2 separate regions of the Homo sapiens genome follow, and region 1 is linked to region 2. A link is a contact called in ENCODE Hi-C or POLR2A ChIA-PET data. All regions are on one chromosome and are shown on one strand. The core of a region is the stretch at or near the end of the contact, and the rest is flanking DNA. Distances in the headings are between cores, read along the strand shown. Region 1 holds the start of OR52H1 (olfactory receptor family 52 subfamily H member 1). Region 2 holds the start of TRIM34 (tripartite motif containing 34).

Region 1 (5,103 bases), core at 2,185-4,684, 76 kb after region 2:
GACGTGATCCTCATTGCTGTCTCCTACACCCTCATCCTCTGTGCTGTCTTTTGCCTCCCCTCCCAAGATGCCCGTCAGAAGGCCCTTTGCTCCTGTGGTTCCCATGTCTGTGTTATCCTCATATTCTATATACCAGCATTCTTCTCCATTCTTGCCCATTGCTTTGGGCATAATGTCCCTCATACCTTTCATATTATGTTTGCCAACCTTTATGTAATCATTCCACCTGCTCTCAACTCTATTGTCTACAGAATAAAGACCAAGCAAATCCAGAACAGAATCCTTTTGCTCTTTCCCAAGGGGTCCCAGTGATAGGTGCCTGAGCTCTTGGAGGTAGGGACAAGTTCCTAGTGTGTGTTAGGTCAAAGACTGAACCTGTGTTCAGACACCCAAGAGAAAGGACAGACTAAAATTTATTAACGAAAACTTGAGTTTTGCTTTCTTTGTGATTTGAGGCAGAAGTCTACTCAATCATTTCAGTTATAGCAAAGTAAGTTCTGAGTCTAGGAAATAATAAATATTTTTTGACTTCTAGAAACAAGAACTTTTGTAATTCCTTATGATTGCTCTAAAGTGATTATAAAACTTTTAATGAAGACAATGTAATGATTGGCAAATCTGAATGGTTTTTCAGATTTATTTATCATGGTAGTTTATTTATACATCATAGCAAGGCAGGAAAATTACCTCTTTGATGACTCTGCAGGGTTCTGGGTTTTTACTTTGTTCACTCCTATTAATTTCTAAACAACATCAAGTATAATACCTAGCACACACTAGGGACATAGGCAACATTTATCAAATAAATAAATGGCAAATAATCATAAAATTATTAATTTAAGAGTGCAGGTGTTTATATTAAGCAAAGGGATAAGGCAATGATAAAACTCAATGTTTAACTCAACCTTGAGAAAGCCAAATGAGTTGTGGGTGGGTGGAGTTTTCCACAAGGAATAAAAGGAGGAAGGCAAATTCCTATGGCTAGTAAAATGGTAAAGCACGTACAGACTAAGAAGTGGGTTTAAGACTTGACCAATTGGAAGCATTGGTGGTCTCAATTTTTTTCATGTTTGTATCTCCATAGAGATGTAGTCACAAGCCAAAAATGTACCTCTGTATGATTCATTGTCTCTTCAAATCCAGTATGCATAACTTGGTCATAGTGAGTCATTCAGTCACTTGGTCAGTAATACTTATTTTTAGGTGTCTGCCAGGCAGCAATGATAATCAATGTCTTATTTCCCTTTCAAATCTGATACGTCCTCAAAACCTGTGGTTTTTTTCTAAATAACCTCTTGGATTCCCCGGCTGAGTGCAGGCACCCTCCTCCCCTACCCCAGTAGTTCAAACCCTCACTGCTTTCACTTGACTCAAAATATCAGAGTTGTTCATGGTCTCTTTACCTTGAGACTACTTTCCCATCCCCGTGCTACTACCCTTTTCACATGTCATTGAATTTTTATTTCTACAATGGCTCTCAACATATAGTTTTAATAGAAAAGAATGTCCTTTGGACTCGGAGAATTGTGTTTGAATTTATAGTCTATCTCTTAACATGTGACAATAGCTACATGCATTGTTTCCAAAATTACTTGATGTATTTTGCATACCATAAATAAAAATATAGTCAGGTCCCACTTAACAATGAGGATAGAGTCTCATAAATGTGTTGTTAGATGATTTTATTATTGTGCAAATATCATAGAGTGTACTTACACAAACCTGTGTGATACAGCCTTGGCTCTCTATTATATTCTATAGCTCCTAGGCTACAAAACTGTACATCATGTTACTATACCGAATATTGTAGGGAAGTATAATATAATGGTATTTGTGCATCTAAACATGTCTAAACATAGACAAGGTACTCTAAAATATGGTATTGTAATCTTATGGGACAATTGTTCAGAAACATTGTTATGTGGCATATTACAAAGTATAAATAGAAAAGGCAAAAAGAAAAGTAGAAAGATTTTTAAAAATTAAGACAAAAAATAGGCCGAAAATACACTTTCCACCTGCTATGAATTTTTGTTCTCTTATTATATGTGGGTCAGAAATTGAGCTGTAAGCTTTCTAACAGTCTATGTGAGAGTTAAACATGATTAGCTACATAATTCATGATGGCTATAAGTTACAGACAGTTAATTGTTAGAGAAGCAAAACTACTTCTTATATGAAGAATGGAGAAATATCTTTAGAAAGCTCTTAAAGAATAGGCAGTAAGTGATGCAATTAATCACATTCTTACAGAATACACAAGTTCATGTGACTCTTCAGTCCCTTATCCTAGTATAGAGAGGTGAAGCAACCTCAATTTTTATTCAGCGAAAGGTAAAAATTCTGTTGGGAGCCAATACAATACTAATCTCATTAGTTCTGGTTTATTCCAGATATTCTAGAACATTCAGAGTACTGAGTGGACTCCTGGCAATCTTTATTAATTAACACATTCAACAATATTTAGCAAACGTTTGACAAACATTGACAAAAACTGACTTGGCTTTCAGAATTGTTGGGTAAAAGCCTCTTAGGTAAAAATTGATATCTGGACTTGCAGAAATTCCTGACAGTACCAGCTGGTAGACCTAACAGTTTCTCCATAAGAATATATTTTATTTGCTCATATTGTTTTTACCAATAAAAATGTTTAATGAAGTTTAATGTTTTAAAAATTATAAGTGGGAGATAAGCTATAGGTATGCAAGGGCACACATAGTAGTATAATGGACATTGGAGACCCAGAAGAGGAGAAGCTAGGAGAGGGGTGAGGGATGAAACATCACCTATTGAGTACAATCTACGCAATATGGGTGACAGGTACGCTAGAAACCCAGACTTCAACCTTATACAATTCACCCATGTAATCAAAAAACACTTGTACCCCTAAAGCCACTGGAATTTTTAAAAGATAATATTAGAATTATTTCATGTGGGCCATATAATTTTCATCTTAACAGGTGCCCTAGGTTATTCCTTTACACCATAAGTTTGCCGATATGTTAAGCATTTTCACTAGCAGTATCCTATTAATTTGTCAATCCTTATAAAATCTTGAGAGACAGGTACTAATATGACCACCTTTTAATGGAAATTAAGTAACTCATCCAAAGTCCTTTATCTGGTAAGTGAGGGCATGAACTTGAAACCTGGGTGATATGATAGGCACATACACACAGCTTTCCACCCACATACACATCAGCTTACAAATAAATAAATAAATAAAGCACTCTAAGGCAGTGTTAACTCAAAGGCATGAACAAGGTTAATAGAATCTTTTTCATCTTCTTCCCTTGAGGGTGAGAAGAGGGCATGTCAGAGTCTCTAATCCCCTAACTACCTACCTTTTCCCCACAAGGAGCAGTGAGTGATCAGAGAAAATAAATGGACAGGGAATCAACCTCTCTAACGTCCTTCCTTTTCCTTCCACTCATGTTTTTTTTTGGTTGGTGTGTCTGCTGTCTTGTAGATTTTGTCAACACACTCTTTCTTCTTTCCCTTTGGCCTGATCCCCAAGATTTGGTGAGTATTGGCTGTTTGAAGGGGTTTGATTGGGACAAGACTTAGAGAAAGTGAGTGAAAAGCCAGGGCTCTATTTCTTAGGGACCATGGGCTGGGCACTATAATTTTCTTTCCTGAGCAACTCCCATTTATAAACTGAGGTCCTGATCTCCAGTACTTGTGTATATGCTCCACTGAGTTAAGCATCAAAAGATCAGAACAGATGGACAATTACACAGCTGCGTTAAGTATGACCACAGTTAGCAGTGTTAGGAAATTTCTGTTTCAGACATGTGACAAGAGTCCATAACTCTAACTTAAAATGTAGAATTAAGTGTGCTGGTATGTGTGTATGCCCAGGGGTGCTCCTGTTAATTTTTATCCATCTTGCAATTTCTGTTCTCTTTTCCACTGCATGGTCTGGTTGTTAATGATAATACTAATGATATAAAATATAACCTAATATAAAGAAGTAAAACTTGTTACATGCTTACTATGTTTCAGGTACTATATTAAAGAATATTTTTCGGCTGGGCGTGGTGGCTCACGCCTATAATCCCAGCACTTTGGGAGGCTGAGGCAGGTGGATCACAAGGTCAGGAGTTCAAGACCAGCCTGGCCAACATAGTGAAACCCGTCTCTACTAAAAATACAAAGAAATTAGCCAGGCATAGTGGCGGGCACCTGTAATCCCAGCTACTCGGGAGTCTGAGACAGGAGAATCACTTGAACCATGGAGGTGGAGGTTGCAGTGAGCCAAGATTGTGCCACTGCACTCCATCCTGGGCAACAGTGCAAGACTCTGTCTCAAAAAAAAAATTCTTTTTTCAATGTGTATCATTTTGTCCTAATAATAATTATAAAAATTAGAAATATTAATTTCTTTTAAAAACATAGGAACCCAAATATCATGTAGTTTAAATAGCTTGCCCAGATTCACATAGCTAGTAAATTGTGGAACCAGGATTAAATTGTGAAACCTAGCTTTCTGAGGCTCCAGAGTACATGCTCTGTGCCAATATTTTGCTAACATACTGTGGATGCCTGAGAGTATGTATGTGTATCTACCATAATACCATAATTATTGCTGATAAAATTAACACTAGTTCCTTTATATCACTCAATACCTAGTCCATATTTAAGTTTCCCTAACTATTCATTAATTGAATTCAATACCTGGTTTGTTTAAACAGAATTCAATCAAGAACTACACTGCAGGCCGAGCGTGGTGGCTCACGCCTGTAATCCCAGCACTTTGGGAGGCTGAGGTGGGTGGATCACCTAAGGTCAGGAGTTCGAGACCAGCCTGGCCAACATGGTGAAAGCCCGTCTCTACTGAAAATACAAAAATTAGCTGGGGGTGGTGGCGGGCGCCTGTAATCCCAGCAACTCGGGAAGCTGAGGCAGGAGAATCGCTTGAACCGGGGAGGCGGAGGTTGCAGTGAGCCGAGATCGTGCCACAGCACTCCAGCCTGGGTGACAGAGTGAGACTCTGTCTCAATAAAATAAATAAATAAATAACCACACTGCATTTATTTGTTTTTCTCTTAAATGTACTTTAATCTGGAAATGGATTTTCCTTATCTAATATTCCCCTTCCCC
Region 2 (5,260 bases), core at 2,548-5,047:
CCGCCATCTTGGTTTTGGACTTCTGGGCTCCTGAGCTGTGATACAAATTCCTGTTGTTTTAAGTCATCTAGTTTGTGATAATTGGTTACAACAGTGCTAGGAAACTAATATAATTGAACAGGTTTGATAGTGAAAGAAAGATCTGTGATGTGTGACAACTTAGGAATCTTTCCCACGCTTGGCAAAAGGATGGGGTACAATAAAAGCTGTATGGAGATAAACCTAGGCCTCGAGACCTGTCTACTCCTCTAACCATCCATCAAAAGACCTTAAGGAGGAAAAAAAGCTGAAAGTTGACTGGCGAGTGTCATCCAGCCAATGGTACAGATACTAAAAATCATACAAAAGAGATATACTGGTAGCCCCTGGCTACAATGACCATTGGTCAGACCAGGATCTGATGACTAGTAAGACAAGGAGTTTATATGATATGATAATATTCACCCCTGTTTATGGCTAAAGCCATGAGCCAACCACAGATGTGGGGTTCTTTGTTATCTTTTATTCCAATCAGTATCCAACCAATAGTTAGAAATACCGGGGGGCTCCAGGAGAGGAAGTAGTAGAACATGCATTCTGCCACGGGCTGTGACTTCATGTTCACAGTGAGGATGCATGTTGATGCCAAAGCTGCTGCCACCATAATGGCAAAAGAATGAGAAAAGTGCAGAGTAACCACGGTCCCACGTGTGAGAAATGACCCCACCACTTCCCAGTGTGGCTCAAGCCCAGCAGCAGTCAGGGAGGTAGAGAAGGGAACATGAGTGCCATTGGCCTGACAGAACTCCCAGGTTACCTGGTTACCATAGCTGCCAGGTGATTATACCCTTCATTTGAGTCTTCTCCTAACATCTGGACTCCTAACATCTGGATATGATAATGCAAACTTTAAGTCTCTCTGCAGGTAGATAGTAAAATTAGAGTGTCTCTACGAGTGACTTTTAGGGGAGGATGTCTTTTGAAGTTTCTAGACAATATCCTAGACACTTCTTCTGGATTCTTGGTCAGAAACTGCCAATAAGGAAAGTAGAGCCTGTTTTGACATCCAGAGACCCTGAGAGCTCAGAAACATTGTAGCATCTCCTCCCCATTCCTCTGTGCACTGAGTTCTTGCTTCAGCTACTCCTTAGAGTCCAGGGCCCAATCTATACCACATTAATGACTCTCTCCCCAAGAGCTGTAGTGTTCTGGTCAATATATCTCCAAAAAGCTATTTTTTAACATAGAATCATTTTCATTAAGCAATCCCTAATGTCTTTTTCTGTCTGTTACTTCGTGAGAATATGCTGAAAGAGTTTTTTTTCAAATTAGTTTCCAACCACCTCAACTGCCACCACTCTGGTAGAAACCACCTGAATTCAGGAAATTGTTCTTCCACTAGTCTTGCTGATACTATCATTGCCCTTCCTTTTTTTTTGAGACGGAGTTTTGCTCTTGTTACCCAGGTTGGAGTGTGGTGGCATGATCTCGGCTCACTGCAACCTCTGCTTGCTGGGTTCAAGCGCTTCTCTTGCCTCAGCCTCCCGAGTAGCTGGGATTACAGGTGCCTGCCACAACGCCCAGCTAATTTTTGTATTTTTAGTAGAGAGAGTTTCACCATGTTGGCCAGGCTGGTCTCAAACTCATGATCCACCTCAGGTGATCCACCCGCCTTGGCCTCCCACAGTGCTGGGATTACAGGTGTGAGCTACTGTGCCCACCCATCACTGTCCTTCTTCACTCTGCTCTCATCTCTGTTCTTACATCAGTAGACAGAGTGATCACCTTAAAGCAGATGTCAATCATGTCACTCTCCTGTTCAAACCCATGCCACCCAGAGCGAGGCCAGACTTCATAATGGTCCAGTTAGGTCCACATCACACATGCCTTCCCACTGCCTCAATCCTCAGAGCTCACCATATTTTTTTTTTTTTTTGAGACAGAGTCTTGCTCTTTTCCCCCAGGCTGGAGTACAATGGCGAGATCTTGGCTCACTGCAACCTCCACCTCCTGGGTTCAACTGATTCTCCTGCCTCAGCCTCCCGAGTAGCTGGGACTACAGGCATCCGCCACCACACCCGGCTAATTTTTGCATTTTTTTAGTAGAGACACAGTTTCACCACATTGGCCAGGCTGGTCTTGAACTCCTGATCTCTGGTGATCTTCCTGCCTTGTCCTCCCTAAGTGCTGGGATTACAAGCGTGAACCACCGCGCCTGGTAAGAACTCACCTTTTATGCCTCTCCAGGCACACTCCCATCTTAATCTTCCACACTGTTCTCCTTTTAAGCCCGTGGGAAAAACCATTAAAGCCTTTAATTTCCTCGCATTCTTAAGATTCTACTCAAATGTGTTCTTACAATGAAAACTATTTAAAACTTTCATAAAAACTATTTAAAGTTGCAAGGCCTTCATGAGGTCTTTACAGAGTCATTACCCTAATGTAACTTCTTGAAGATGTTACTCCATAGTATTAGTCATCTTCTTGTGTACTCTAACATTCATCGATATGGTCTATGATCACTTTCTATTTGGATGTAGGCTTCCACGTATATTTCATATTTATTGAATGTTAAATGGATGCTAATTGCACGTTTTTACATTAGCAGCCTGCTTTATAATCAATTTTATCCCATATGTTGGGTCTTGTGCCTGACTAGACGCCTCTGGGAGACAGTCAGTATGTAGGCAGACATGGATTCTACCCAGGAGTAAGGCAGAGACACAGGATGGCAGTTACAGTGAACTCTGAAGGGTGAGAGCAGAGGCCAGAATGGCATGTGTCAGAATATCTGTAACATATCAATCAAGGTGCAAATTGCTCACAAGTGAGCTTAAGATAGGACATACTCTATATCAAATTCTTAACAAGAAGATTAAATCCGTGGGCTCCTTCTGAGCCCACAATGAACAACTTCTGTTAAGTAATTGTGAGCAAAGAAAAGCAATAACAAATTGAGGTTACAAATCAATGCCAAGGTGTGTCTAAGAGGAAGAATGATGAGGAGCAAGTTCTGAGACAGGTGAAGACGCTGGTAGCACATGGGTTACTGAAGTAAAAGTAAACAGGTATGTTCAGGGATGTGCAAGGAGAGCCCTGAGACCTGCAGAAAGACATAGGAACAGAGGGAACAGAGCGGTGTGCGGCAGTCACATCACTCAACCTGCTATTGTCAGGGAGGCCAAGGACTAAGAATACGTGAGGATGGCCACAGAAAGCCCCTTAGTGGTTGCCAGGAGGGCAGCAAAAGAACCCACTTCAACCCCTGGCCGTGCTCCCATGGCTCCATTCTATCTGACGCCACATACTAGGAGCTAAGCCCTGCACACACTTGGAAAACAGAGACCTCCTTTCACCAACTTCTCTTTTGAGGAGGGAGTAGGAGGTGGAAAATAAGAGATCTTCTGTTCATCTCTTTGAGAGAGAGAAAGAGAGAGAGAGAATTGTTTCCTTTGCAAGGTAGAAAATCAAAATTATACAATAGGAAGGGAATGGAAATAGATTCAGCCTGGAGGAAAAAAAGACACCCCAGAAAACAAAGGCGGCCTTCTGCCTCTTTAACACTGCTTTCAAGGCTGTCCCTCCCCAGACTCTAGGCTGCTATCAGTGTGCACTCAAAGCAGGAAGCCTGCAAGCTAGCCTTTGCTCCCGACAGAGCAGGGGAGACTTGGGGCCATAAATCAAATTCCCCTAACTTCACTGAGAACTTTTCTCCTGGAGTCTCATACCCTCTACCCCCCACAAACCTCCCCACACACCTTCAGAGCAACAGAAATCTCGGCTCCTGGTTGAAGAGGTGAAGAAAAGCCAGGGTGGGTGTGGTCAGGATTCATTCAACAAATGAGGTTCCTCTGTGTGAAGAAGTCCCTCCCTCCTGAGGAGGAACTGCCTGAGAAATGAAAGTGAAATTTTTGGGGCTGTCAGGAAGAGAAAAGGGGAAGGAGCGTCTAGGTGAAATGAGCTGTGTAGTCCTTTAGAGCCTCTGGACAGAAGGTAATGCTCTTAATCCAGTGATTCTCGAGGGCAGAATGGAGGATTTGCACTAGATGGCACATTTGGCAATGTCTGAAGAGATATTTGGTTGTTAACTAGGGGAATGCTACTGGCATCTTAGTGGGTACAGGTCACAGATGCCGCTAAGCATTCTACAATGTATGGGACAGTTCCCACAGCAAAGAATGATCCATTCCAAAACATCAATAGTGCTGTGTTTGAAAAGCCCTGTTTTAACCTTCCCTGCCTCCCAGGCCAGCTAAACACCCAACTCCCCTTCTCCTACCACTTTCATGGTTGCACATGGTCCCTCGAATCAGTTTACCAATTTGAATTATCCTTCAGCTCCAACGATCCACTTGTGTGCTACCTACCAAAGTACCATGTCACCCGCTAGGAGATGGAGGATGGGTGGCGGAGAGGTGGATGGTGCTGAGAAAAGTTGGCTACAAAGGACCTGGGGAACTTTTGGGAGTGTTGGAAATGCTCTAAATCTTTAAAAGGGGTAAAACTTTTTCAAAACTCATCAAACTGTGCACAGTAAATGGGTGCATATTATTGCATATAACATATATATCAGTAACATTATTTAAAAATGAAAAGTCTTCCAGGTAATTTTTACGCGAATCTGAGGCTGAGAACCACTAGTTGTAAGTAGTAAATCAGGAGTTTTGTGCCCTGGACAGAAAGGGCTGCTTTGAAACTGAGGTAACCTTGAAATCAAACCGAACGAGGAGGAAACTTGAACAAGAGTTGCCACTCGTTTGGTCACAGGATGACCCCACATTGTGCCTCCACAAACAGCATGCTCCATTTTCATGAGGAATATAAGTTGATAGATTCATTTTCTGTGCTGTATGCATCAAAACAATCCTAGTCTACCTCCTGTAGAGCACATTACATAATAAAAGGTGCCACCTTTGGAAACCACCTGACAAGGTACAATTTTCATTTTTGCCCTCTCCATCTGACTCATGCATGGTGATCAAGGACAATTATAAACTTGTTGGAAGTTTAACAACTTTCCCACAAAAATGTATCCACATCCAATACCTTGGGAATATGCTTTGACTACTTTTAAGGGAGTCAATTACTATCAGGTTAGTGCAAAAGTAATTGCGGCTTTTGAAATTAAAAGTATTATAAAGCCAACTGTGGTGGCTCACACCTGTAATCCCAGAACTTTGGGAGGTTGAGGCGGGCGGATCACAAGGTCAGGAGTTCGAGACCACCCTGGCTAACATGGTGAAACCCCCGTCTCTACTAAAATTACAAAAAAAAAAAAAAA

What was found. A loop is a pair of places that touch in the nucleus more often than their neighbours do. ChIA-PET counts read pairs that join two places held with the same protein, here RNA polymerase II (POLR2A). Pooled maps may share reads with other maps.
Region 1: a loop to region 2 is called in a pooled map, with 2.9 times the contacts of the local background. The contact joins the promoter of OR52H1 here to the promoter of TRIM34 in region 2. A Hi-C loop is called at or near these places in 3 of 37 single-sample maps with no recorded cell type and 4 of 50 pooled maps. POLR2A ChIA-PET finds 5 or more read pairs at or near these places in 3 of 52 experiments (OCI-LY7, Panc1 and activated CD4-positive, alpha-beta T cell).

The regions. Positions count from the first base shown.
Region 1 is chr11:5,546,871-5,551,973 of GRCh38, reverse strand. It overlaps OR52H1 (olfactory receptor family 52 subfamily H member 1), which reads left to right and starts at 3,434. Exons shown (of 2, transcript NM_001005289.5): 1 at 3,434-3,522. It also overlaps the pseudogene OR52H2P.
Region 2 is chr11:5,623,538-5,628,797 of GRCh38, reverse strand. TRIM34 (tripartite motif containing 34) reads right to left here and starts at 3,797. Exons shown (of 8, transcript NM_021616.6): 1 at 3,738-3,797. The region is part of intron 7 of TRIM6-TRIM34 (TRIM6-TRIM34 readthrough); the gene reads right to left. It also overlaps a transcript of TRIM5 not described here. RefSeq lists enhancers at 3,279-3,378, 3,749-4,018, 4,109-4,188.